Linked DNA regions of Mus musculus: regions 1, 3, 4, 5 and 6 are each linked to region 2. Evidence: chromatin loops called from intact Hi-C (ENCODE). Cell type or tissue: heart. All regions are shown on one strand.

What was found. Hi-C counts contacts between places; a loop is a spot of excess contacts. Peaks named below come from ENCODE experiments on the same cell type or tissue, not always from the same donor. Only the 100,000 strongest peaks of a DNase experiment are listed, where the experiment ranks them.
Region 1: a loop joins it to region 2, with 12 times the contacts of the local background. A loop is called at or near these places in 8 of 42 quality-filtered maps.
Region 3: a loop joins it to region 2, with 9 times the contacts of the local background. A loop is called at or near these places in 15 of 42 quality-filtered maps.
Region 4: a loop joins it to region 2, with 2.5 times the contacts of the local background. A loop is called at or near these places in 24 of 42 quality-filtered maps.
Region 5: it touches region 2 in a loop (6-fold over the local background); 17 of 42 quality-filtered maps call a loop at or near these places.
Region 6: a loop joins it to region 2, with 4 times the contacts of the local background. A loop is called at or near these places in 8 of 42 quality-filtered maps.

The regions. Positions count from the first base shown.
Region 1 is chr2:34,669,629-34,673,628 of GRCm38, reverse strand. No RefSeq gene overlaps it. Among named protein-coding and RNA genes, the nearest start is that of Gm34372, 33 kb to the right of the region's middle. In heart, a CTCF peak has its summit at 2,115 (motif pointing left); DNase peaks (open chromatin) are centred at 1,728 and 2,068; H3K4me3 peaks cover 1,174 bases; H3K27ac peaks cover 1,609 bases.
Region 2 is chr2:34,968,398-34,972,397 of GRCm38, reverse strand. The region is part of intron 2 of Gm52552 (a long non-coding RNA gene); the gene reads right to left. Among named protein-coding and RNA genes, the nearest start is that of Gm46733, 7.7 kb to the right of the region's middle. In heart, CTCF peaks have their summits at 1,656 and 1,860 (motif pointing right); a DNase peak (open chromatin) is centred at 1,857.
Region 3 is chr2:34,782,107-34,786,106 of GRCm38, reverse strand. It overlaps Rabepk (Rab9 effector protein with kelch motifs), which reads left to right. Exons shown (of 8, transcript NM_145522.4): 5 at 379-540; 6 at 1,412-1,561. Among named protein-coding and RNA genes, the nearest start is that of Hspa5, 12 kb to the right of the region's middle. In heart, a CTCF peak has its summit at 1,840 (motif pointing left); no DNase peak of the experiment used is centred here; H3K27ac peaks cover 1,586 bases.
Region 4 is chr2:34,903,122-34,907,121 of GRCm38, reverse strand. Phf19 (PHD finger protein 19) reads left to right here. Exons shown (of 15, transcript NM_028716.4): 4 at 22-117; 5 at 564-664; 6 at 1,524-1,672; 7 at 2,972-3,067; 8 at 3,702-3,770; 9 at 3,866-3,986. Among named protein-coding and RNA genes, the nearest start is that of Phf19, 8.9 kb to the left of the region's middle. In heart, no CTCF peak of the experiment used is centred here; DNase peaks (open chromatin) are centred at 141, 1,921 and 2,931; H3K4me3 peaks cover 1,372 bases; H3K27ac peaks cover 1,410 bases.
Region 5 is chr2:34,911,869-34,915,868 of GRCm38, reverse strand. Phf19 (PHD finger protein 19) reads left to right here and starts at 1,893. Exons shown (of 15, transcript NM_028716.4): 1 at 1,893-1,928. In heart, no CTCF peak of the experiment used is centred here; DNase peaks (open chromatin) are centred at 1,618, 2,508 and 3,048; H3K4me3 peaks cover 2,390 bases; H3K27ac peaks cover 2,415 bases; H3K27me3 peaks cover 1,752 bases.
Region 6 is chr2:34,869,449-34,873,448 of GRCm38, reverse strand. It overlaps Psmd5 (proteasome (prosome, macropain) 26S subunit, non-ATPase, 5), which reads left to right and starts at 2,487. Exons shown (of 10, transcript NM_080554.2): 1 at 2,487-2,699. The coding sequence starts at 2,527. In heart, no CTCF peak of the experiment used is centred here; a DNase peak (open chromatin) is centred at 2,418; H3K4me3 peaks cover 2,647 bases; H3K27ac peaks cover 2,138 bases; H3K27me3 peaks cover 134 bases.

The sequences.
Region 1 (4,000 bases), 300 kb after region 2:
TGCGCTCCAGATGTTGCTGAACATCCTTGATAGCCTTGGTGGAGGCAAGCTGTGGAGAGACAGGCCCTGTCTACAAGGAAGGTCCCCAGAGAAGTTCCTTGCTTTCCCAGAAAGACTTGCTTCTGATTTGGAAGGAAGCTCCTGAAAGCCTGCTTTTCTGTCACAATGGTCGAGATTAAAACGTGACTCTAACTTGCCTAGAATTGAAAGAATCCGTCATCTCTTGCTAAGTTGGAGAGGTGTGTGTGTGTCTTGCATTCCTGTTCATGCTGACCTCACGAGTCTGCCTGCACCACTGAGGTCCCTGGAGTGGAGCCTGGTCTGAAGCCAATTTCAGGTGTGCACGTGCTGATGGAAGTATTGAGTGGGTAGTGAGAAACTGAGAAATATTTATCACGTGCTCATGCTGGGCAATCTCTAGCTTAGGAGATCCAAAGAAATAAAATAATAAAAATTTAAAATTTGGGTGTAAGTTTTTTGGCCTATAGACATCAAACTTGAAACACAGAGATCTTATTTCTGTCATCTGGGAACTCCACATGCTGCTAACACATGGAATTTTACGACACTCTCAAGAATGTCCAAAGTGAGTTTTCACTTTATCCTCCTTAGGTCTCCTGTAATTCATAGTTGTGAGAAGATTTCTGTAACTTAGGTCTGTGGACAGATGGTGTCTCTTCACCTGGTTCCTGGCTAACCCATTCAAGGGATCTGATGATGTAACCACAATCAAATTAATGGTCATTTTCTGGGGTGTGCTCCAGACATTGGGTCTTTAAGACAGGGTTTCTCTATGTATCCCTGACTGTCCTGGAACTTTCTACGTAGACCAGGCTGGCCTCCAATCACAAAGATACTCACTCCTGCCTCTCTCCAGAGTGCTGGGATTCAAGGCCTAGATTGGAATGTGCTCTATTGGGAAAGCTATGAGTGGTATCCATCAGTTTGGGTCCCAGGACCTAACAATTCTAGTGTCCTCACACCTCTGTGGTCCCAGCTCAGAGGCTTAGATGAAGGACAGAGGAATCCAAGTCTGAGGGAGGATCCTGGGGCCTGCTGGCTTCCAGACTAGTGAGAAAACAGGGACCCTGATAGAGGACACCTGATGCCCAAGCATCCGCCTAAAAGCCACAAAGACACACAAGGCAGTCTTAACAAAAGTAAAGCAGCCAAGCCTGCAGCTGCCGGGAAACATACTCTGTCTGCCTTTGCGAGTGAGCCTATCTTCCCGATAGCTCCTCCAGCCTCTCACTTGTGTTACCTTTGTCTCCTGTAAATATCCTTGGAGGACCAGTGACACCTTCATTCCCTCTCCAGTAAGGTCTGGCCCCCTAGTGCTCCTGCTTGCCTGCACAGTCACAAGCAATGGTCCCCAGATGTTTGCTGCTGGGAGTGGATAGTATAAACTATCTTTTCTTTCCAAATTCAGGCAAGACCTGTCACTCAGTGGGATCCCACCTTTTGGAAAGATTATGCCCATAGCCTCTCCTGGCTCTGGTGGGCTGTGGGTGGGCTGTAGCTGGCTGCAGATCGGTGCATGTGTGTGCAAATGGGCTGTAGTCAGTCTGCAGGTGAGCTGTGGGTACATTTGCATCTCGGCACTTTATACGTGCGCAGTGAAACCCAGAGGGCCTGCACCGACAAGCCACATCCCTTACCCAGGAGGCAGGACTGGGACAACCGCGACTGGATATAAACTCTCCAGGGTGGGGTTGCAGGCTGCGCATGCGCTGGTCGTCCCTTCCTCTGCTTCCGTGCTGGGTCTCGAAGCCACTGACTGCCACATAAAGTGGGCCTGCTGGAAATGACCAAATGAGGAGCCGTAGAACCCAGACCGTCCGTGCCCGGCTCCCTCTGTATCATGTGTAGTCCACGCGAGACCCCAGCGCCCGTGGGGCCCCCGTGTCATCCGAGCGCCTGTTTGTAGCGGTGTCCAGCACATCGACGCATCTGCCCATGAAGAACGCAGTTGTAGCCCTACTTGGTCAGGTTAGGTGGCATCTGCTGATGGCTCTGTCGAGATCTTGCCCTTGTCCCCTGCTTGATTCCTGTCTGGCAGCTTTCCTCCCAGCCCACGACCCCCACTCCACCCCCGCTTTGCCGCTCCTTGGGTGACATCTTGTGGCCAAGGACAGGTACAAAGCAATAGCTGTGAGGCGGCCTTGTGAGTCTGAGCTTAGCAGTCGCTCCCAGCTTCCAGAGCATTGAAGGAACCCTGTACCAGGACAGCACTAGACAGACACCCCCCCCCCAAATGTGCAGCTCCCACGGTACACAAGCGAATACAGCCGGCGCCTCCTTGTCCACCGCGTCGTGTGAGATGGTCATTACCAGCTATGAGGCTTCTCTACGACAACTCCGTATCAAAGTTACTGTCCGGCCATCGACATCGATGTCCATCGCTCAAGGGCTCCGATCATCATGAAAGACCTAGCAGTACAGTCCCGACACCGGGGAGCCTTCACACCCCGTTCTGCAGGGGCTGCTGCTGGGGAGTGCTGCGTCTTCAGTCACAGTGGCACCGCGCACTCTGAGACCATTTCATCTGTCAAGAGTGGTGACCACGGGCTGCTGGTGAGATGGCTCAGTGGGTAAGAGCACCCGACTGCTCTTCCGAAGGTCAGGAGTTCAAATCCCAGCAACCACATGGTGGCTCACAACCATCCGTAACGAGATCTGACTCCCTCTTCTGGAGTGTCTGAAGACAACTACAGTGTACTTACATATAATAAATAAATAAATCTTTAAAAAAAAAAAAGAGTGGTGACCACATGTCCCTCCCACAGTGTGGGCATCGCCATGAGCCCCACGGTCCTGGTTTCCCTGTTGTTGCTGTGAGAAAATACCCCGACCAAAGCAAGTTTAAAAGAGAAGGACTTTATGTGGCTTACAGCTCCAGGTTACAGTCTGTCGTAGTGGGGCACTCAAGGCAGGAATGCCTCTTATGCTCCTTTTCCCGCTCCTGTATAGGGCCCAGCCCTTGAAATAATGCCACGCACATTCCACCAAATGGGTGTTTCCACCAAAGTTTCCAAACAATTGGATTATTTCCAACAAATAACCCAGCCACACATACACAGGCAAGTGCACTGGCCAACCTGATTGATTTAGACAACCCTTCACCTTGATCTTCCCAGGTTGACTGTACATTGTGTCAAGTTGACAATTAAAACCATCACACCTGCGGAGGCTAGAAATGATGTGGGGGGGGGGGAGGGGGAAGCTTATCAAAGCTGTACAGAAAATGGAGGTCATACTCTCTAGCTCACCAGAACTGCTTGAGAGGCGTCCTCCAGTGAATACTTCATGAAATAATTTGACTATAGCTCTACCTTCAGTTTTAAATGGTTGTATATGACCTAATATTATGAATAAAATTTATTCCTTACTCATGACTATTTGAAAACACTCGTTTTTTAAAATTTACATGTATATGTGTACCTGTGTACCTGAGCGCATGTCTGTGCATCATGTGTGTGCAGTGCTCATGGAGGCAAGGAGAGGGGGTTGGATCTCCTGGAACTGAAGTTACTGATGGTTGTGAGCGGCCATGTGGATGCTGGAAATCGAACCCAGGTCCTCTGGAAGAGCAGCCCGTGCTCTGCTGATGACTTTGTTGTTGGTTTTTGAGACAGGGTTTCTCTGTGTAGCCCTGGCTGTCCTGGAGCTCAGTATATAGACCAGGCTAGCCTCCTGCTTACTAGAGATCCATCTTCCTCTGCAGTCCTCAGTGCTGGGGTTAAAGACTTAACACCACCATTCCCTGCTGTGATGGCTATTTTTAGGAGAGGGAAGGGAGGGAGGGAGGGAGGGAGGGAGGGAGAGGGAGAGAGAGAGTCTAAGTGTGGTCCCCGCATGTTTATAATCTCAGCACTTGGGAATTTGGGAAGTGGAAGAAGGATGTTCAAGGTCACTCTCAACTACCCAGGGAGTTCTTGGCTAGCCTGCGCTACCCAAGATCCTGAGCACAGTGACAGATGACTTTCAGTCCTCTGGCGGA
Region 2 (4,000 bases):
ATTCTGTGACTTGTCCCCTCCACCGCATGTGAGATAGGCCTAGAAGGACTTCACATCTCCTTTGTGTACGGCCGTCATCTTGTACACAAGAACAGGAGGAGCTCAGGCTGATGAGAGCAGAGCCATTTTCCCTCTGCCTTGCTTGTCTAAGTGGTTGCCCACCTCCAGGCTTTCCATTCTATGAGACAGTGTTTGTGCGGTCTCTGCTCCTCAAACCACCATGCCATGGACTAACTCTGAATCAACTCCAGAAAGCTTCCCTTTCTTGACTTGAGAAGTGGAAAAGCTCATTTATCTCTTGCTTTCTTTAGCAAACTCCCATTCAACCCCAGTCTTTAACAGTTCTTACTGGGACAGTATACAAAAGCCATATAAAGTGTACACATCACATGCACACTGTGATGCCTGTATGGGGGAGATCAAAGTTGAACCTGCTAGTTTCCCAGGATGTTCCACCCACAACAGGGCCTGTGAGAGAAGAGCGAGGCAGAGTAGACTTGCTGGACTCTGGAGAGAAGGCTCCACAGAGGTGACCTCTGAGAAGGGTTTTAAAGAGTGACCAGGATTGGGCTGAGAAGGCTCTGTTAGTAAAATGCTTGCCGTGTCAGCATGAAGAACTGAGTCCAATCTCCAGAACTGGCTGTGGTGATGTGTGTGTGTGTGATCCCAGCTCTAGAAAGGAAGAGGTAAGAGACCTGATCCCTGGAGCTAGCTGGCCAGCTAGCCTTGTCTCAAAACACAAGGTACACGGCTGCTGAGAAGCAACACCCAAAGTTGACCTCTGACCTGACATGCTTAAAGAAAAACAATTAATGATTCAGTCGATTAAAAATAATGGCCAGGATTTGGATTTCAGACAGGAGTCATAAAAGGAGATGAGGACAGGCAGTCCTTTGTGTAAATGAGGCCGAGTGGGAAGGGAAGCCAGGTGGGACCAAAAGCCAGGGGAAGAGTCTCGTGATGCTGAAATACGTTCTGCATTTCTTTGCACCATTAACCAGAACCCTTTAAAATGAAACGCAAACCCATCGCCTTCCAGGACCTGCTCTCTTTTCAGGACAGCTGCAAAGCAGAACCGAGTATCTAGAGAGGCACCTGGTCCTGAACTCACTGCTCTGGCTCTGGGTCCCTACTCCCCACTGAAGCCCAGGGCTCCAAGAGCCCCATCAGGGCTGGGAACAGCACCCTAGGAAGAGTCACAAGCAAGGACTTTCATCCCAGAGCTGGAGCACTGTGCTGTGTCTTGTCTCAGCCTCTGCTCTGGGCCAAATGGGGAAATCCAAGAGTCTCTGAAGACGAGAGGACAGCGGGTTGGATTCAAAACCCAAGACAATTCTCCCTTCTCTTCCTTACGTGAGACTTCTGTGTCTTAATATTTAAATAGAGAACAAAACTAGGCACCTCAAGAGGCGTAGGTAAATGGCAGAGATTTCGCAGGTTTAACTATCTGTGGACAGGTGCTCAAAAACAACCCTCCCACCCCTCTCTCAACACCTCTCTGTGTCTTAGCTTCCCACCTGTTAAATGTGATGGGCACTGAAGAGTAAGGCTGAGTTAGGTGATGTCCCTACTCCTGTCACTGGTCCCACTCAAGGGCCCTAAGTAGAGTCCAGTACCTTTAGTTGGAACTCAGAATTACTTTTCTCTTTTATTTTCAATAATGAAAACACACACAAGTCCACCCACTGGTAGCACACACATTAGCACATACTTAGGATGAGCACACACATCCCAGCATCACCCTCCCCCTCCCATCCCCTTAGCCACCCTTGGTTTCCCTGTTTGATGACATATGAGAGAGACCACATCCCCTCTGCAAGTGCCCACTAGGTTGGGGGAACGGTGCCCAGCAGAGGGCGCTCCAAGTGTGACCTCCTGGCCGAAGTCCTGGAAAAAGGCAATAGGCCAAGGAAATTTCTAGTGGAAAAATTAAGGAAGGATTCCAGGTTTACGAAACCCAGACTTTGAAAAAACAAAAGTGCCGATTTGTCTCCTGGGTTAGGGAAAAAAGACCACAGCCGCAGTCAGATTTCCAGGAAACTCTCGGTGAAGACTAGATGAGGCTGGCACAGGGCAGGCAGAGAGACTGTGGGGTGGCCCAATCTAGACTCAGATGCCCTAGGAAGTGAGAGATGAGGGCAATGGCATGCATGATGGAGCGTGGGTATGCACATGCATCCATAACTGGTTATGTATGTTTATGTGTACCACGTCTGGATGCATATTTGTGTGCAGCTGTAAGTACAATCCCTCAAGTTGCATGTTGCATGATTTCTATGTTCTTTTTGCAGACATGATTTAAAAAGATACCATCGCTAACCTCATGGGGCTTAGCAAACTAACATGCAGTTTCATTTTGGGTGTCAGAGAGGCAGCTTGAGTGGTACTGACAGACACTGGATTTGTAGCCAGACAACCTGGCGTTCCAATCCAGCCGCCCACTCACTGGGTGACACCTGGCAGCTTCCTCAACATTTGCTCTTCTTGGAGGAGAAATCTAAGTATTAAGACCATGTCCTAAGAGAGAACATGCATGTGCCAATTTTCAGTGATGACCCTGGTCGTAAATCCACATCTGGATAAACACTAGAATGTGTCCAGCCTGCATGAGTGGCATCTCGTCAAATCCACACCTTTACTGACGATGTTTATGGGATGCCAGGTTCCACCAGAGGTCTCACCCAGTGGCCCACAGACAGGAAATGTGGACAATCTCATGTGGTTTGAGGGGCTTTTTGTTGCTGTTGGTTGGTTGGTTTTGACTTTTGTTCGTGGTGTGTTCTTAAAAATGATGGTATCACAGGAAAAAAAAAATCTAGATTTCCACTTTCCTTTGGAGGGTTCTGCAGCCATGAGCATGTGTGTGCCTGCATGCCACAGCTACTGCTCCTCAATAGACGTGTCCTTCCCAGGGGCACCCTAGCCTCTCTTGCCTGGTTGGTTTCCAGGGCAGTGCTTGGAGGGGATCCAAGGCAGCTCGGGGGTGCTTTGTGTAGACGTGTTCTCTGGGAAGGAGAAGGACAGGGCCAGGAGCTGATGCTAGAGAGCTGGCCTCCCCCATCCTCTCTGGTCCCAACGGAGGACAGAGAGTGCCTGACTGTCTTCTGTGGAAATCTGTGGCTACGAGCCAGACACTAGTTACAGAAAAGAGCTGGCAAAATGCTTGCCGTGGTCGCCTGAGGACCTGGGTTTGGCTCCCCAGGACCTACATAAGGAGCTGGGCACAGCAGCATGCACCTGTATTGCTGGCACCAAGGAGATCCCTGGGGCATGCTGGCCATGAAGCCAAATCACTGAGCTCCGGGTTCAGTGAGAGACCTTGTCTCAAAATAAATGAGGCAGAGGGTGATGATGGCCTCGCCCTAAAAACAGCCTCTGGCCTGCACAGGCTTGCACGCCCACACACATATGCACATGTATCCATACACACGTATGTATTCGTGTATTGCAAGAATAGGTCTGGAATATGGTAGACAATGACCTCCCCAGAAAGTATTTAGACATCTTTTTAAAAATGAGATCCTTAAATACATTTTGGAAGCCCACAGATGTGAAGCCCAGGAATGATGGTTTCCTGGTGTCACTGGGTCCTCTTAGGATGACAAATCTATTCTAACAAATATTAATTGGGCTCCCACTGCACTCAAGAGGTAGGGTAGGGCTTACAGGGGCCTTCAGAGTCATGTCTATTCTGCCCCTTGGCCCTTGGGGTCCTGTCTTGAAGAGAGATCGTCATCTGAGCAGAAAAATAAACAAAGCACCAAAAGTAGAAGGTATTACTGAGTAGTTCTAGAACAAAAGGCAGGGAGACAGAAGATGTATGTGGCCCTTGAACAGACGGTGCAAGCTGGGTTCTCTCTCTGGGCTCCCCATTCCCCTGTGTAAGGAAAGGAGGTCAAAAATGATGAGCAAGCAACAGCCCCCTTTCATAGCCCTCCTGGCCCCCCAGTATGGGATTCTTTGAGGAACAAAGGCTACTGCCCTGATTCTCAGTCTTATA
Region 3 (4,000 bases), 190 kb after region 2:
CCTGCCTAATGCTGTGCTGTGCTCTGCTGTGCTGTGTTGTGCTAAGCTGTGTGTGCTGAGCTGTGCTGCGCTGTGCTCTGCTCTGCTCTACTGCACTGTGTGTGCTGTGCTCTGCTGTGTACTGCACTGTGTTGTGCTGAGCTGCGCTCTGTGTGCTGCACCGTGTGCTGTGCTGTGCTGTCTTATACTGTTTTGTGTTCCTCAGAGACTCAGGTACAAAGGAGACCCTGTCAAGGTCCAGGTCTGCAGAAGTGGATCAGTAGGAGACTGCAAGCCTAGCAGGCCCGGGGTACAGATCCCCAGCACCTCAGAAAACAAAGAGTAAGGACAGAGCCTTAAGCCTAGGTCTTTTAAATGCTTATTTTCTCTCTGGACTAGAAGACAGGACGTGGAGCACACCAGAAGTGACTGGCTCCCCTCCATCCCCAAGAACATTCCACACATCGTCCGCAGCTATCGGAAACCAACTATACGTCTTTGGGGGAGGAGAGAGAGGTGCCCAGCCTGTGGAGGACGTGAAGTTGCATGTATTTGACGCAAGTATGGGCTGGGGACATAGGGATCTTGGGGCTGCTTTCCTGGCCAGGGCCACCTCAGCTTCACTTATCTCTCAAACAGGAGACAGGGACTTGAGAAAAGATTTTACACTAAGTAGAGTCCTTGTCTAGCATGCACCAAACCCTGTACACATTTAGTCCCTAGCACCACACAGACCAAGCGCAATGGCAGATGAGTGTCTATAATCCCAGCAGTCGAGAGACTAGGCCTAGCCTACGAGACATGAAACCTGCCTCAAAAAAAGAGTCAAGCTTGGTGTATTGGCACATGTCTTTAATCCCAGCCCTATGCGGTGGAAGCAGGCGGATCTCTTCGAATTTGAGGTCAGCCTGGTCTTCATAGTTCTAGGCTAGCCACAGCTATATAATGAGACCCTGTCTCAAAAGACAATGACAAAAAGGTGGTGACTCTCGGTTGGGTGTGGCTCAAAGGTAAAGCATGTACTCAGTGTGTGCAGTGCAGTGCAGTGTATGCAGTGCCCTGGGTTCGATTTCCTGTACCTCTCAAAAGCAAACAACAACAAAAGAAAAAAAAAAGAAGAGCTCTGAAGGTTTCTCACAGAAGAAGCATGCGCACTTATTTTAACTTTGAGGTAGTTCTTATTCGAAGCTTTTCTCAATCCAAAGCAAGAGATGGCTTCCTACTAGCCAGACTGTAAGCCAGCATGCGGGGTTATTGGCTTTGCAGCTTACAGCCCTGCGAGTATCCAAGTAGAGGTTACGTAGTGGGATTGAGGTCTCCTGCTGGTAAGCTGGGGAGAAGGACTCTGAGGTGACTTCCTTCTTGGAGCGCCCTGCCCTGGGAGGTGCTTGCAGAGACAGGTTACCTAGTGTTAATGCCTTTACCTTTGTAGACACTCTGACATGGTCTCAACCGGAGACACATGGAAGTCCTCCGTCTCCTCGGCATGGCCATGTGATGGTGGCAGCGGGCACAAAACTCTTCATCCACGGAGGATTGGCAGGGGACAAGTTCTTTGATGATCTCCATTGCATTGATATAGGTAAGCCTGTAAGAGGGCCAGGGGCCTTATATATTCAGAACTCTTTACGATGTGCTTTGAAAGAATTCCACTTTCCTCTTATGTGTTGGTAACTTGACTGGCTGTTAGAAGCTTTCCTAGATGTCATGAAGCTTGGCCTGAATATTGAAGAATAAAGTAGCTCAGCCACGAAGCTCATTGGCTGGACTTTCCAGGGCACCTAGGTTGGATTCCCAACACCCACATGACAGCACCAGCACTTCCAGATTCTGTTGCCCTCTTCTGCCCTCTACAGGCAGCATGTGGTGGTGCATAAACTCTGGGCAGGCAAAATACTGCACACTAAATAAGTACAGCACTTGTGTAGGTAGGTAGCGTAGGTAAGTAAGTAAGTAAGTAGACAGGCAGGTAGGCAGGCAGATAGACAGACAGACAGACTAACTGACTTGAAGAAGAAGAGAGGAGGAGGGAAGAGTATCATCAACAACTGGGGCTGAAGAAATGGGTCAACACTTAAAAGCTCTTCCTGCTCTTGCAGAGTATTCAAGTTCAGTCCCCAGCACCCACACTAAGCTCAGAGAAGCTTCAGGGAACCCAGAAGCTCTGGTCACAGCTGACACAAGAACATACACACACGCATAGACACACATACATTCACATAGGTAAAATAAGACATTTCTAGAGATTAAAATCTATGGTGTGGATGGTCTTCCTGCATGTATGTGTACCACAAGTATGTAGTACCTGAGGAGGCCAGGAGAGGGCCCTGGATTCTCTGGAACCAGAGTTGCAGGAAGTTGTGAGCTGCCATATGAGTGCTGGGAACTGGACCTAGAACTTCTAGAGGAGCTGAGCGCCATCTCTGTAGACCCAAACACATCTTTTTAAAATTGCTTTTCTCAGACAGAGTCATACTGGCCTAGAGCTTGCTGTGTAGACCAAGCTGTTCTTGAACTCACAGAGATCAGTGCCTCAGCCTCTTGAGTGCTGGAACTAAGGGTGTGCGCCACCACATCCAACTCTATTTTTAAATGCAGTCGTTCCCCAAGACTCAGTATGTGTTCAGGCACTGATCCTTTCCACCATCAGTTCCTACACGTTGTGTTCCCAGCTAGAAACCTGTGAGGCCTTGGTTCTTACTCCATGTCTGGTCTAGATAACAAAGTTGGATGACCGGAACTGCATGTTTGCAGGGCTTCATGGCCAAAAGCCCAGGAAAAAGAAAGCCAGAAAGAACCTGAAGATTATCTCTCCCTCAGAAGGGCTGGGCTCTCGGCTGAGCCTTTCTGACTGTTAGCTCCATTGAGGGCGGGACTTCGTCTTTCCTTTATCTGTACATTTCCAGCACGAATGCCGTCAGCCAGAGAGTGAGTAAGTGCTTATCTGCTCAAGAGCGGGTGGATGGATACATGAGCCAAGCCTAGTTTGCTCCAGACTACAGAGAAGAGGGATGAGAGGCCGGAGGCACAAGAACACCTATGCAGAGTATTCGAGTTCTCACTAGGTCCTCAGAGGCAGCTCGCTAGCTGGGATTTCTTCATTGGCTGCAGGGTTTTCCCTCCCTCCCTCCCTCCCTTCCTTCATTTATTTCCAAGGCAGTGTATCTCTTTGTACCTTGGCTGTCCTGGAACTTGCTTTTTGTATACCAAATTGGTTTTGAATTCATAGTGATCCACCTGCCTCTGCCTCCTAGTGCTGGGATTAACAGGCCCAGCTTTTTTTTTGTTTTGCATTTAAGACAGTGTCTAGCTGAGCAGTGGCGGCGCACACTTTTAATCCCAACACTTGGGAGGCAGAAGCAGATGGATCTCTGAGTTCGAGGCCAGCCTGGTGTACGGAGTGAGTTCCAGGACAGCCAGGAATACACAGAGGAACCCTGACTAGAAAAAAACAAAAAACAAAAAAACAAAAACAAAAAAAGACAGTGTCTAGCTGTGTAGCCCAACCTCACAATCAGTCCTCCTTCAGACTATCGAGTTCAGGGACTAGAGACGTGTTTTCTCATGCAATTTCAAATAGGATAGGATTTGTTCTTGTTTTTTTTTTTTTTTTAAGATTTATTTATGTATATGAGTACACTGTAGCTGTACAGATGGTTGTGAGCCTTCATGTGGTTGTTGGGAATTGAATTTAGGACCTCTGCTCGCTCCAGTCAGCCCTACTTTCTCAGTCCCTGACTCGCTCCAGCCCAAAGATTTATTTATTATAAGCAAGTACACTGTAGCTGTCTTCAGAAGCACCAGAAGAGGGCATCAGATCTCATTACAGGTGGTTATGAGCCACCATGTGGTTGCTGGGATTTGAACTCAGGACGTTCAGAAGAGCAGTCAGTGCTCTTACCCGCTGAGCCATCTCCCCAGCCCGTTCTTGATGTCTTCTATGTAGCCCTGGCTGTCCTGGAATTCACTATGTAAACCAAACAGGCCTGAAACTCACAGAGATCCATCTGCCTCTGTGACT
Region 4 (4,000 bases), 65 kb after region 2:
TTGAGGGGACTTCTTTTTCAGCTGGTGTTCCGGGAGAGGAGCCCAAGTGTGACGTCTGCATGGGGAAGACTTCAGGGCCTATGAACGAGATCCTCATCTGTGGGAAGTGTGGCCTGGGTGAGTGGGTGAACAGCTCACTGTGAAGGCACTGCCCTGCGGGCCCCTCCCACTTTGTGGTCCCTCCCACTTTGTGGCCCCTCCCACATCGCACTTGCTGTGGTCCCAGCTAGCTTCCTATTTCTCCTATCCTGGGTTCCTCCTGCCTTGGGGAAAGGTGACCAAAAGCAATGGGAAATGTAGTTTGTGGCCCTCCTAGGCAGAGGAAGGCAGGTGCTGAAGCCAGCCCTTGGTGCCTCTTGCAGTGGCCAGTACTGTCTTTTTGTGCCTTACTGGTTATCAGCTTGGCTTCTGGGTGGGTACCACCAGCCAGTACCCTGAAAGCTGGCAGGCAGAGCTCCCTAGGGCTTGCCATAGCTCAGCTAGTCTCGCTGCCTATGGCCAACTGACCTTGGGCCACTGTTCCCTTGTGAGTGAGTGATTCGCAATCCCCACCTTCACCCCAGGTTACCACCAACAGTGCCACATCCCCATCGCAGTTGATGCCAACTGGCCCCTCCTCACTCATTGGTTCTGCCGACGCTGCATTTTCGCACTGGCTGTGAGGGTGAGCACCTCCCTACCCCCACCCCCAGTCCCACCCCCCACCCCCAGCCCTTGCCTTCCGACTGGCCAGACCAGAGCCCCAGAGACTCAGGCCTGAGACTTCATTGCTGATGCTGTACTCTAGGCAGAAGGGCTTCACTTGGTCCATGGAGACACAGGGTGCTCACTGTCTTAGACCAGATTTCAGAATCTCTCTAAACCTCAAGTTTCCCCAACCATAAAATGGACAGTTTTGTGTCAGTAGGAGGTCCCCAATAAAGGGCCATGTGCTATTAAAAGACAATGATATGTACCTGCCCCTAACACGTGGTATTATTTTTATTACTTCTTTTGTTTGGTTGGTTGGTTGGTTGGTTTTGTTTTTTGTTGTTGTTGTTTTGTTTTGTTTTGTTGTTTGTTTTTGGGTTTTTTGTTTGTTTGTTTGTTTTTTGGTTTTTCGAGACAGGGTTTCTCTGTATAGCCCTAGCTGTCCTGGAACTCATTTTGTAGACCAGGCTGGCCTCGAACTTAGAAATTCGCCTGCCTCTGCTTCCCGAGTGCTGGGATTAAAGGCATGTGCCACCACGCCCGGCTACTTCTTTTTTTTTTTTTTTAACTCTTGTTAAGATAAATATATTCTTTCACAGACTCTGTGTGTGTGTGTGTGTGTGTGTGTGTGTGTGTGTGTGTCCTTACTACAACTGATGCTATTAATGAATATCTCTAAGGGGAACAGGATGGGTTTAGGATTGGTAAGAAAAAGTTCCTCGTTTTTCTGATGCTCATAAAATGCCTGCGTCTCCCCAAACCCTGGCAGCATTTCTCCTGATAGCTATGTGCTGACAGGTGTGGTTGGTGACCTGGACTTTATCTCCCCCTAGAAAGGTGGCGCTTTGAAGAAAGGCGCCATCGCCAAGACGCTGCAGGCAGTGAAAATGGTGCTGTCCTACCAGCCGGAGGAACTCGATTGGGACTCGCCCCATCGCACTAACCAGCAGCAATGCTACTGCTACTGCGGCGGGCCTGGAGAGTAAGGCTACAGAGCGGGGCACGTGGGACTGCAGGGTGGGACTGACAGGCTCCGGGAGAACCTCAACTCAGGGGGCGGAGCCTGAGTGACAGCCTGAGGGGCGGGGCGGGCTTGAGTAACTGGCTCTGGAGGCGGAACCTGGAGGGGCGCACTCCAAGTGACAGCTTAGAGGCGGGGCCTGAGCGTCAGACTCTGGAGGGGTTAACTTGGAGTGACAGCTGGGCTGTGGGGTGTGAGCGTCTGGAGGCGGGATCTGGAGGGGCGGACCTGGAGCCATGGGGCGGGGCCTTAGTGTCACGCTGTAGAGGCGGGACCTAGAGAAATTTGACAGCTCAGGGGCGGGGTCCGAGTGTCAGACTGTGAAGGCGGGATCTAGAGAGGTGGACCCAGAGTGACAGCTGCGAGGCGGGGCTTTAGTGTCAGGCCTTGGAGGCGTGTCTTGGATGGGCAAATCCAGAGTGCCAGCTGAGTATTAGGTCTAGGGAGGACGGGCCTGAAAGTGACAGTCGGAAGGGTGGAGCCTAGGTGTCAGGCCATGGAGGCGGTATCTGGAGGGGCGGATCCGCGATGTCATTTTAGGGAGGGCAGATTTTAATGTTGAGGCTGTGTCACTTTGCAGGAGGCTTCAGGAGGGAGACCCAGAGTGGTCTGTGAGGGCCAAGCTTTAGAGGCGGGCCCAGGGGGTAGAATAGCTGCCATAAAGCAGGTCTGGTCCCAGGGGAGCCAGGAGAGTTACCTAGGAGTCTTAAGAGAAGGGCCCTGAAAGTAGGCTCAGAGAGAACATGTACAGATAGCAATGGAGAGTAGAAGACGGAGTGCTTTTCTTGGAGTCGCCTGAGAAAGGTGGAAGTAATGAGACAGCTAAGAGCCTAGACTTGACAAATGTCCATTACCTGGCACAGAACTTTGCCAGCTGTGCCTTCCTGGATTCACAGTTCACTTACTAGTGTTTCTTTGTGTGGTTGTGAGCATCGGGAACTATATAAAAGCTCACATGGGCTGGGAATTGATAATCAGCCACTGGTGGTGGAGGAGATTCTTGTCTTGCTGAGGGGCCAGAATCTGGTCTAGCTTGCCAACCTGGGCCTCTAAGGACAGTGAAACCTGCTCCTTTGGGCTGTCTGCACAGAGGCAGGATATCTACCCTCAGTAGATGGCAGACTGCTCCTCCCCCGGTCCTGAGTTTTAGAGTGTCTGGAAGCTATGTTTATGGCCCAGCTAGCCTCTGACTTTGCCATTTGAACTACTTCATCTGTCAAATGGGCTGTGATGGCTGACCTAGCTCTTCTGTGCCTCCAGGTGGTACCTTCGGATGCTACAGTGCTACCGGTGTAGGCAGTGGTTCCATGAGGCTTGCACACAGTGCCTTAGTGAGCCTATGGTGTTTGGAGACCGGTAGGTGATCAGCTTCCAGATAGCATACAAAGGGGGGTCTGTGATAGCCTAGACTTGTCAACAGGAGACAGCCAAGATAAAAGGGACCCTGGCTATGCTGGGCCAGCAGACAACAAAGGAACATGCTGGGCTACATGCCTAGTTGCTGCTGATTTGTGGGGAACCTCAAGCACATTCCTGCCTTTACAAGTGCCAGACTCTACAAATATCTCAGGAAGGAGAGATGAAAGTCTCTGCCTTAGCCTTACCAAGAGTTACTGTAAACACCACTAGGGAAATGGATGGTCTCTAAGGGATGGGCTAGGCTAAGTCAATTATTATACTTCTTTGGCTGGTGGCTGGCAAAGGGGAGGGGAGGGGTCTCAGAAGGGACAGTGGTGACCACTACCACCCAGCCTGTGAACTAAGTAAGCTAAGTTCTAAGGCAGTGATCTTTGGAGAGGGGTGGAGACATATTCCTTGATCCCTGTCCCCTCCACTGTTCAGAGGCTGGCAGCCCAGAAGTGGATGCTATCTATCTATGGGAAGCAGGTGGGAGGGGGAGAGGTGGCCTGGGCCAAGGAGCAGAGGCGCTCCCATCACAGACCCTCCGGTCACAGACCCTCTCCTCACAGCCCCTCTCTTCTACCCGCAGCTTCTACCTGTTCTTCTGCTCCGTGTGTAACCAAGGCCCAGAGTATATTGAGAGGCTGCCCTTGCGATGGTGAGAGGATGGGACCTGTTCCTACCAGCTCTTCCTTTGCCCTCTGCCCTCTGCCCTCACCCTTAGCCTCACTTGGCCCTCGCTTTCTTACCCAGGGTGGATATAGTTCACCTGGCTCTCTATAACTTGGGAGTACAGAGCAAGAAGCGGTACTTTGACTTTGAGGAGATCCTGGCCTTTGTCAACCATCACTGGGAGCTCCTGCAGCTTGGCAAGGTACATATGGTCTC
Region 5 (4,000 bases), 57 kb after region 2:
CTTTAGTATGTCAACACCTTCTCACTTCACACACTGCTTTGGAGTTTACCAAAGCACCTGCTCCTTCTTGAGCCTATGTTAACCTCTCTCTAGGCCACGGCCCCGTGAGGCAGAGTAGTGTTGCCCCCGCTTTGGAACAGATAGGACGGGGTATATAAATAAACCTTGGGGGCTAGCTTACCCACAATCCCCCTGCTCAGAGGCAGAACTGGCCTCATAGCAACAATTCCCTAATTCCATGCTAAAGACCTTTTTTATATAAAAGTGTTACCCCTGTACTGGCTGCCTCACCAGATTGCAGGCCCCATTTCTCTTACTTGCCTTTGTGCCCAAAGCCAGTTGTAGCCCTACACAAGAGAACAGTGGATGAATACAGACTAGACAAAGCACGGTATTTACCTTCTGCCCACCCATGGGGTGACAGGGACTTTGCATACAGTGCCTCTAACCTTCCCAACAGCTGGACAACTAAAGTGACACACTCAATCTCACATCCAGGAATAGGTGGCGCCAGCCTGTGAGTTACAAAGCCAGGCTTGCTCTGTTGTCTCTGTCCCTGGAATCCTAAAGGTGCCTCTGGCCAGCCTAGAGGCTCATGACAGAGCTTCCTGTACAGAGAAGGGTTATCTCTGCAGAAAGTGGTGTGCAGCTATGCCTTCCTGGGCTGGAAGAGCCTGTCTGGTGGGGCTGCTACCAACTTCCTTTCCAGGCTCAGCCAGATTCTGCTGTGGGTCAAATCCTCAGGAGGAGCAGTAAGACCCAGAAGTAAAGGGGAATGTGGGCATGTGGAAGAGGACTCCTGTATCTCAAACTGAGGGGGCAGACAGGAGCTGCAGGCCAGACTGCCCACACCCCAGGGAGCAGAGGGCCAATGTGAACCCTGAAAAATGAACAGGGAAGGCTCTAGGAGGAAAGAGCACACCAGGAATGCACTCATCCCAGCAGGGTGTGTCTGCAGGGAGCCATTCGAGCAGGTGCAGTGGGCAGTCCAGATTGAAAGCAGGGATGCAGGTAGGGGGTGTTGACCGACACTATCTCAAGCTCTGGCGCCAAGAGTGCGTCTGGTTCAGGACACTCTGGTTTTTTTCTCCTGGAGGGAGATCTTATCTGATTGGAGCCCTATCCACAAGATCTGTCTTAAGCTTGCCCTTTTCATATTTGCCGTGTTTGTGCACATGGTCTGTGTGACTATCTCTTTTACACTGTTAACTCTACAGTGCGTGACTGGCATACTCGAGTGGGTCTTGTGGTCACTGTGTCGGGGCTCTATGTTGCTGACTTGTGTATGCCTTGCACGTGGTTTCGCGGGAGTCTATGCTGAGGGCAGTGTCATTTGAGTGTTGTGACTTATGGCACACATATATATGTGGTGTGTGTCCTGTGTCTGATTCTCTTAGGCTTTTCCTGGTCTCCAAGGAGTAGTGTGGAATGTTGGTTCTGTAAGATCAAGGTGCTGGGAGACCAACCCGGGTCGTGAAGGGTCTGGGTGTAGTAGCTGTGTGCGTGTGGTGTGCGTACGCTCGCCCAGCCGTGGTTCTGTACAGCTGTGTTTCCGCGTGTGCCCGCTGGACTCGCTGCGCGGGGGCGGCCCCGGGAGACGCTGCGGGGCCCCGCCAGCCGCGGGCTCCAATGGCAAAGCCGGTGCGGCCCCTGCTAATTACATAAGCGGGGACGTCAATAATTCGCGGGAAAACGCGAAAAAGATGGCGCCCCGCGCCCGGGGGGCCCCTTCCTGAGCTCACCGGCCCCTCCCTCCCCGCGTCCCCTCCTCCCCGCGGCGCCCCCGCCCCGCCCCGCCCCCGCCGAGACCCCTACCCCGGCCCCAGGGGCGGACACTCGGCCAGGCAGCCCTGGGCCGAGCGCACCGCCGCCGCCGATGTGCCTGGTGGCCAGACTCCAAGTGGGACCGGCTGACGCGCTGCCTCGCGGTAAGTCCCGCGCTGCGGGCGCCCCGGGAGTGTCCGCGTTTCACGCTTTAATCCCTGCACACGACCCCTCTCCTAGAAACCTAGATTGAGCCCTAGGATCCCCGGGCGGGGGCTGGAGGCTGCGCGCTTGTGGGATGGGGATAGAGATGGAGCCCGAGCGGTACCCTCAGGGCAGCGGGAGTCCCAGCCACAATCCCAACGCTGGCCAGGGTGTGGGTGACAGGTCTCCGTTTGTGGCCGTGTGCCTTTTCTTTTCCATTTAAAGCTATGGAGAGGAGGATAGGCAGGACATTTGGGATTTTGCTCACGTCCAAAGTAAGGCACGATCGGCTGGGAGCGGGAGAAAGTTTGCAATTAGAGCAACTGAGGAAAGGAGTGCCTGAAGCTGAAGGGGACACTTTCTGCAAGCTATCCTCCCCCCTGAACACCCTTTTAAAAAGCCAACGGCCGCCCTGGAGAGGCCTCGGCGCATGAATCATGCGCGCTTCCTGCCCCCGCCCGGCCCCGCGCGCCCAGTGCCGCGGATTTGAACTGGACTCCGACGGGAACCCGCAAACAAGCATTTCTGTGCCGATGGGTTTGAATCAGCCAATCACAGCCCTCGGGGGCCCTCTCCAGGAGGATGGAGGCGGGATGGGGGGGCCACCACCCGGGGGCCCAGCACGGCCTCGGGGGCGCAGCGACCCGGCTTGCCCCCAAAAGCTCAGTGGGGGAGGAAATGTCAGTTTGTGAACCTGCTGAGGCCGGCCGGCCCTGCGGTACTCCAGGCCCAAGCAAGCAGGGACCTCCCAGCTCCCAAAGAGCCAAGTGCCAGGGAAGAGGGCAAAAGTTCTGACTACAGCCCACACCTGGTGCTTGTGCCTCTGCCCTGGAATAAAAGACAGGAGGGAGAGAAGGCAAGAGGAGCTTTACTCCCATCATCGGGAGACCCAAGACCCTGACTATGCCCTGCCGCCCCAGGCCCCTCATATGTCCACGTGTATTTAGTTTTACGTATAGGACTAGCACATTGCCAGACTAACCTTCTCTGAAGAGGCACTCACATGGAAACACACCCAGAGCTGTCTTCTTGTGGGCTGGCAGGGCACCAGGTGCCCAACACCTAGGCAGAGGGAGAGACCCTGAGCAGGAGCGCCCCCACCATCCCCACACACGGCAAGCTGTGTTTGACCTTAGAGTGTATGTATGTGGAGGAATGTGATGCCAGGTGAGCCCCCCGGAGGGGAGAAAGCAATAATGCTGGCCACTCCTGAAGGTTTGGGAAGCCACAAACCTTCTGGAAGATTCCTGGAGGGAAGCTGGGTGTCCTGAGACTCCCCGTACCAGGTGCCAGCCAGTAGTAGCAAGCGACAGGCTCAGGAAAATAGGCTTGGAAAAGATGAATGAAATAATTGATGAAGAAAACTGAGACAGAGTTGGAAGCAGAATACGCTGGGGAATTGGGCAGGATGCTCCAACCATTCTAGGGTGGAGATTTGGAGATTCTCAGGCCACTGCACCAGGAGCCACTGTGGCAGGGAAGCGAAAGGCAGCACTTCAATGAGATGGGGGAGAGCCAGATGTGTTAGGTGCAATGGGAATGGCTTAGCTGCTGTGGGCAGATGTGCTTCAGACAGGTTTAAATGCCCCAGACTGGTTCCCATGAAGTCATCAGTTAATTGAGAATAGAAAGGGGAATTACAAAAGGAGGGCATGTAGCTATGTCACACGGTTCCCATGCCACCTCAAAAGTTTTCAGTACTAGGTGGGCCTTTCTCTGAACACATTTTAGGGGAAACATAACATCTTAAGTGCTTGCATCCTCAGAACTGGCCCACATATGGGACAAAGCCTCAGCCTCCTGGACTCGTAGTGGGGTTCAGATCCATGGGTCCTTTGCGCCAGGCACAGTGGGAAGATTCACTCTCTTAGAAGCAGCTAGGTATGGTATAGAGCCACCTTGACTCCTTGTGAGCCATGGCCCTGCCTCTGGGTCATCGGCCACTTCTCCTTGCGTCTCCTGTTTCCCTATCCCTAGAATGAGATAATAATGTCTCCCTCCCAGAGTTGTCCTGTCAATAAATGCATTTGAG
Region 6 (4,000 bases), 99 kb after region 2:
CCACAGGCACCAGACAGACATTCAGGCAAACACACACATAAAAGTACAAACATCTAAATATATATACTCTTTGGATTCTATATATTCTTAGTTCTTTGGATTTTTGTTTGTTTGTTTGTTTGTTTTTCGAGACAGGGTTTCTCTGTGTAACCCTGGCTGTCCTGGAACTCACTCTGTAGACCAGGCTGGCCTCAAACTCAGAAATCCGCCTGCCTCTGCCTCCCAATGCTGGGATTAAAGGCGTGCGCCACCACCTCCCGGCTTCTTTGGATTTTTTTTAAAAAGAGAGTTGTCCATTTATTTATTTAGTGTATCTGTGAGGTTCTGGCAATGTGCCATGTTGCACATATAGGGGTCAAAGACACTTTGCATAAGTCTGTTCTCTCTTGTTAGCCATGTAGTTTTTGTCCAAGGAACTGAACTTGGCAGCAAGTGTACTTGCCTGCTAAGCTATACTGCATTGGCTCAAAGATTTCCAAATTTTTAATTTAGCTCTTTAATGTGACATATCCTAACTTGACAATGATTACAACTCCAGACATAGGGAAAGAGACACAGCATAAACTGGTTATGGCACTATTTTGTATCTAGATTATTCTGGTGTGTGTGTGTGTGTTTTAGTTCAACAAAATAGACAACCTATTGAGCCAATAGAGATGAGTTTGAGCCAGAGAGATGGCTCATTAGGTAAAAGTGCTTGCCACCACACCTGAAGAATTAAGTTCAATCCCAGAACCCAAATGATGGAAAGAGAGCAAGTTGCCCTCTGACCTCCACACATATTGTGGCATGTGTATGTCTCTATGTGCCAGCACTTAAGACTATGTGCCACGGTGTGGCATTCAGAAGACAACGTGTACGAGTCAGCTCTCTCCTTATACCATAAAGAATGGAACTCAGGTCTTCAGCTTGCCAGCAAGTGCCTTTATCTGCTGAGCCATCTCAAGCCAGGATCCAGGGCAATTGCAACCAGTGAGGGCTGAGGCCTAGCATAGGCAACATTCGCTTTGCTTAGAGTCATCTTCAGTCTGTGGTTGCAGGGATTGGTCTTCTTGTCTATGGATATAGACTCTTGGCTCACTTTTCCCAATATTATTTTTAACCAAATCAATTCTCCATTCTTTTTAAATCTCATCAGCTCTAGGGAAACGTGTGTGGCCACTCACAACATACTCCTAAGTTTCTCGCAAGCTTTAAGAATGACTGGCTATGTGTCATCTTTTTTTTTTTTTAAACTTCTTTTACAACTACTAAAAGTAGTATAAGGCTGCTGTGTTACTTAAGTGAGTTTTCTTTTTCAACGCAGGGAGCAAAGTGGTCAAATGTCTTCTTGATATAATTCCTGAATGTCTGGAAAATATTATGATCCAAGGGCTACAGAAAACAAGCCCCTGGGAGTTTGGAGGGCTGGGGAGGAGTCTGAATGCCTGGGACTTCTGTTCATAATCACCCACACCTTTAATTCAAGAGTTTTCTCTGCCAATTAGCTTCTAGGCTTCAAGGGTACGATAATCGTGAAGTAACGAAAAGAGAAGACAACGGTTAGTGACAGTTCTCCGTGTGTATGACATAAAATGGGGAAACGGGTAGTTTAACCTTTTCCAAAAGAGTGGGATTAGGGTCTTTGTAAAGTCGCAGAGTTTTATTGTTGTCACCTGAGTCCCTGACATGCACGCGCGAACACACATACAGATGGGCATCCCATCCTTAGTCTCCTCTAAGCTTCCTGGATTTTTGTCTCTTTCCGTAAAAGAACAGGAAGCCATGCGTTCCAAAACAGACTCATCTCCTTGGCACAGGGGACCAAATGAGGTCTACAACTCTGACCAGACATTCCAACGGCTTGAAATAGTTGGTTGTCAACTAGCTTTTAATGGTTCTTCTCCAACAACCCCGTGTTTCGCAGATGGCAGCGATTTTTAAGCTTCTCTCCCTCTCTCTCTCCTCTCTCTCTTTCACGAAATATATATAGCTTGTCCTTGACCACTGATTTCCATCAGACACTTCTGTGTGCATTTGGTCTCGGAGTCTGAGGCCAGCCCCTCCATGGCCTGCTCCTTCTCTCCGCACTAAATGCTATGTCTGTCCTTCGGTGATTACGTCACGCGCAGACTCTGGAAGATGCCGAAAACTTCCTGCACATCGGCCCCAAACTTCTCTTAATCAGGCCTTCCATTGGCTGACAGACGTCAAACCGGCGCCCCACGTCCAAGTTTTCGGGGACCATGTGCCTCATCTTGATGGCCACCTGGCCTCGGACTCGGGTTCAGTCATCCCGGTTCCGTCACGGAGGCCTCTGCGGAGAGCGTGCACAAAGCCTCTTGATCCCCTGGGCGGTCTCAGTCTCTTAGTCTCCCGGCACGCGCAAGACTCCGGGCCCCAAAGAAAGGGGCGGGGACCGCGTTGAGAAAGGATCTCGCGAGACTTGACAGATCTGCTGGGAGGCTTCGCTCCGTAAGATCTCGCGAGATTCAGAGAGGCGCTCTGGGAACCTAGTAGGTGGGCGGGCAGACGGGAGCCAGGGAGATGGCGGCGCAGGCTGTGTCGCTCCTGCGGGAGGTGGCGCGGCTGGAGGCGCCGCTGGAGGAGCTTCGTGCGCTGCAGTCAGTGGTGCAGGCTGTGCCGCTGCACGAGCTTCGCGAGCAGGCGGCGGAGCTACGCCTCCGCCCGCTGTTCTCCTTGCTTAACCAGAACAATCGGTGAGAGAAGCACCGGGCTTGGGCGGGTAGGGATGGCTGCAGGGGTCTTTCGGAGAAAAGTCCAGGTTGTCCAATTGCAAGATGTCCACAACTGTGTGTTGCCCGGGTCTTGACGGTTCTCCTCTCCGGAAGGAATCTTCTGCTGATATTGTGGCGGGGTCCACGGCACGCCTTTTAATTTCAGTATCCAGTGAATGCTTGTCCAGTGGAATTAAAATGTACGGAATAACAGATTTGTGAGACAGCAAAACTTTAAACTAGAAACAACCATATTAATAAATCATTAAGGACATAAATTATTGCTGCGTAACGTTGCGCGGCCGATCTGTGTATGTATGAAAGTGTTGAATGTAAAAAAAAAAAAAAAGGAAAATTGTAAAGCTTATGTGTAAATTAATCCACTATATACCCCTTACAAGCGAGAGTAAACTGCATAACCCAGGATTATATGTAGAAGTTATTAATGTGCAACTGGAATTAAAATGTTAGGATAGCAACTTTTGATGAATATGCATCTATAGCATTAAATTAGAAATGTCTTGTATTTGTTAACTTGATCATTTAATGTGCTTTTTGTATTTGAATTTTAATTTGAAAAGATAGTGAGCTCCAGTCAGTCAGCACTGAATGCTTTCAGTGCGCTTTCTTACCTCCCTTCTGCTACATCTCTTACTCCTGCTACGTCTGCTAAGTTGGTTTTAACAGTCAGTATTTTAGTGGTTATTTTCCTTTTCTGACTAGCCCTCACCCTGCAACCAGAACTAATGTCTCAGGTCAGTTGGCTTAGCTTGTCTGTGGAAATCATGATTGTATAGTTTGGTATTTGGGCCCTTCCTGGTAGCTTTCCAGTCTGCTTTTCCAGGCTACTCTCCTTCATTTACTCCACTGAGCGCATCTGTTCCACTACCGTGTTACCATCACTAACGTTCCTAGAGCATGACTTGGCACTTTCTGAACTCCTCTCACACCAGTTCTACTGACTGTGGACCCAGCCCATGTGCCACCTCCCCAAAAAAGTCTTTCTCCAGCTGCAAGTGGCTCTTCGTCAGACACCATAATGACATTATCATTTTTCTGTTTATAATTCTGGATACCTTTCCCTTGTTATAATTCTGTGTGTGTCTTTGTGGTTAGGAAACACATTTGTTCCTCTCTGCATCTGCCCTGAAGTACAGTTCAGGAAATACATGGTAAATACAAGATGAGGCCTACAGCCTTTAAAGAAGGTACTGGGTCCAGTTTTGTTAGTTTGTTTTGAAATAGGATCTTGCTGTATAGAGCTTGTCTTAAACTCAGTATGT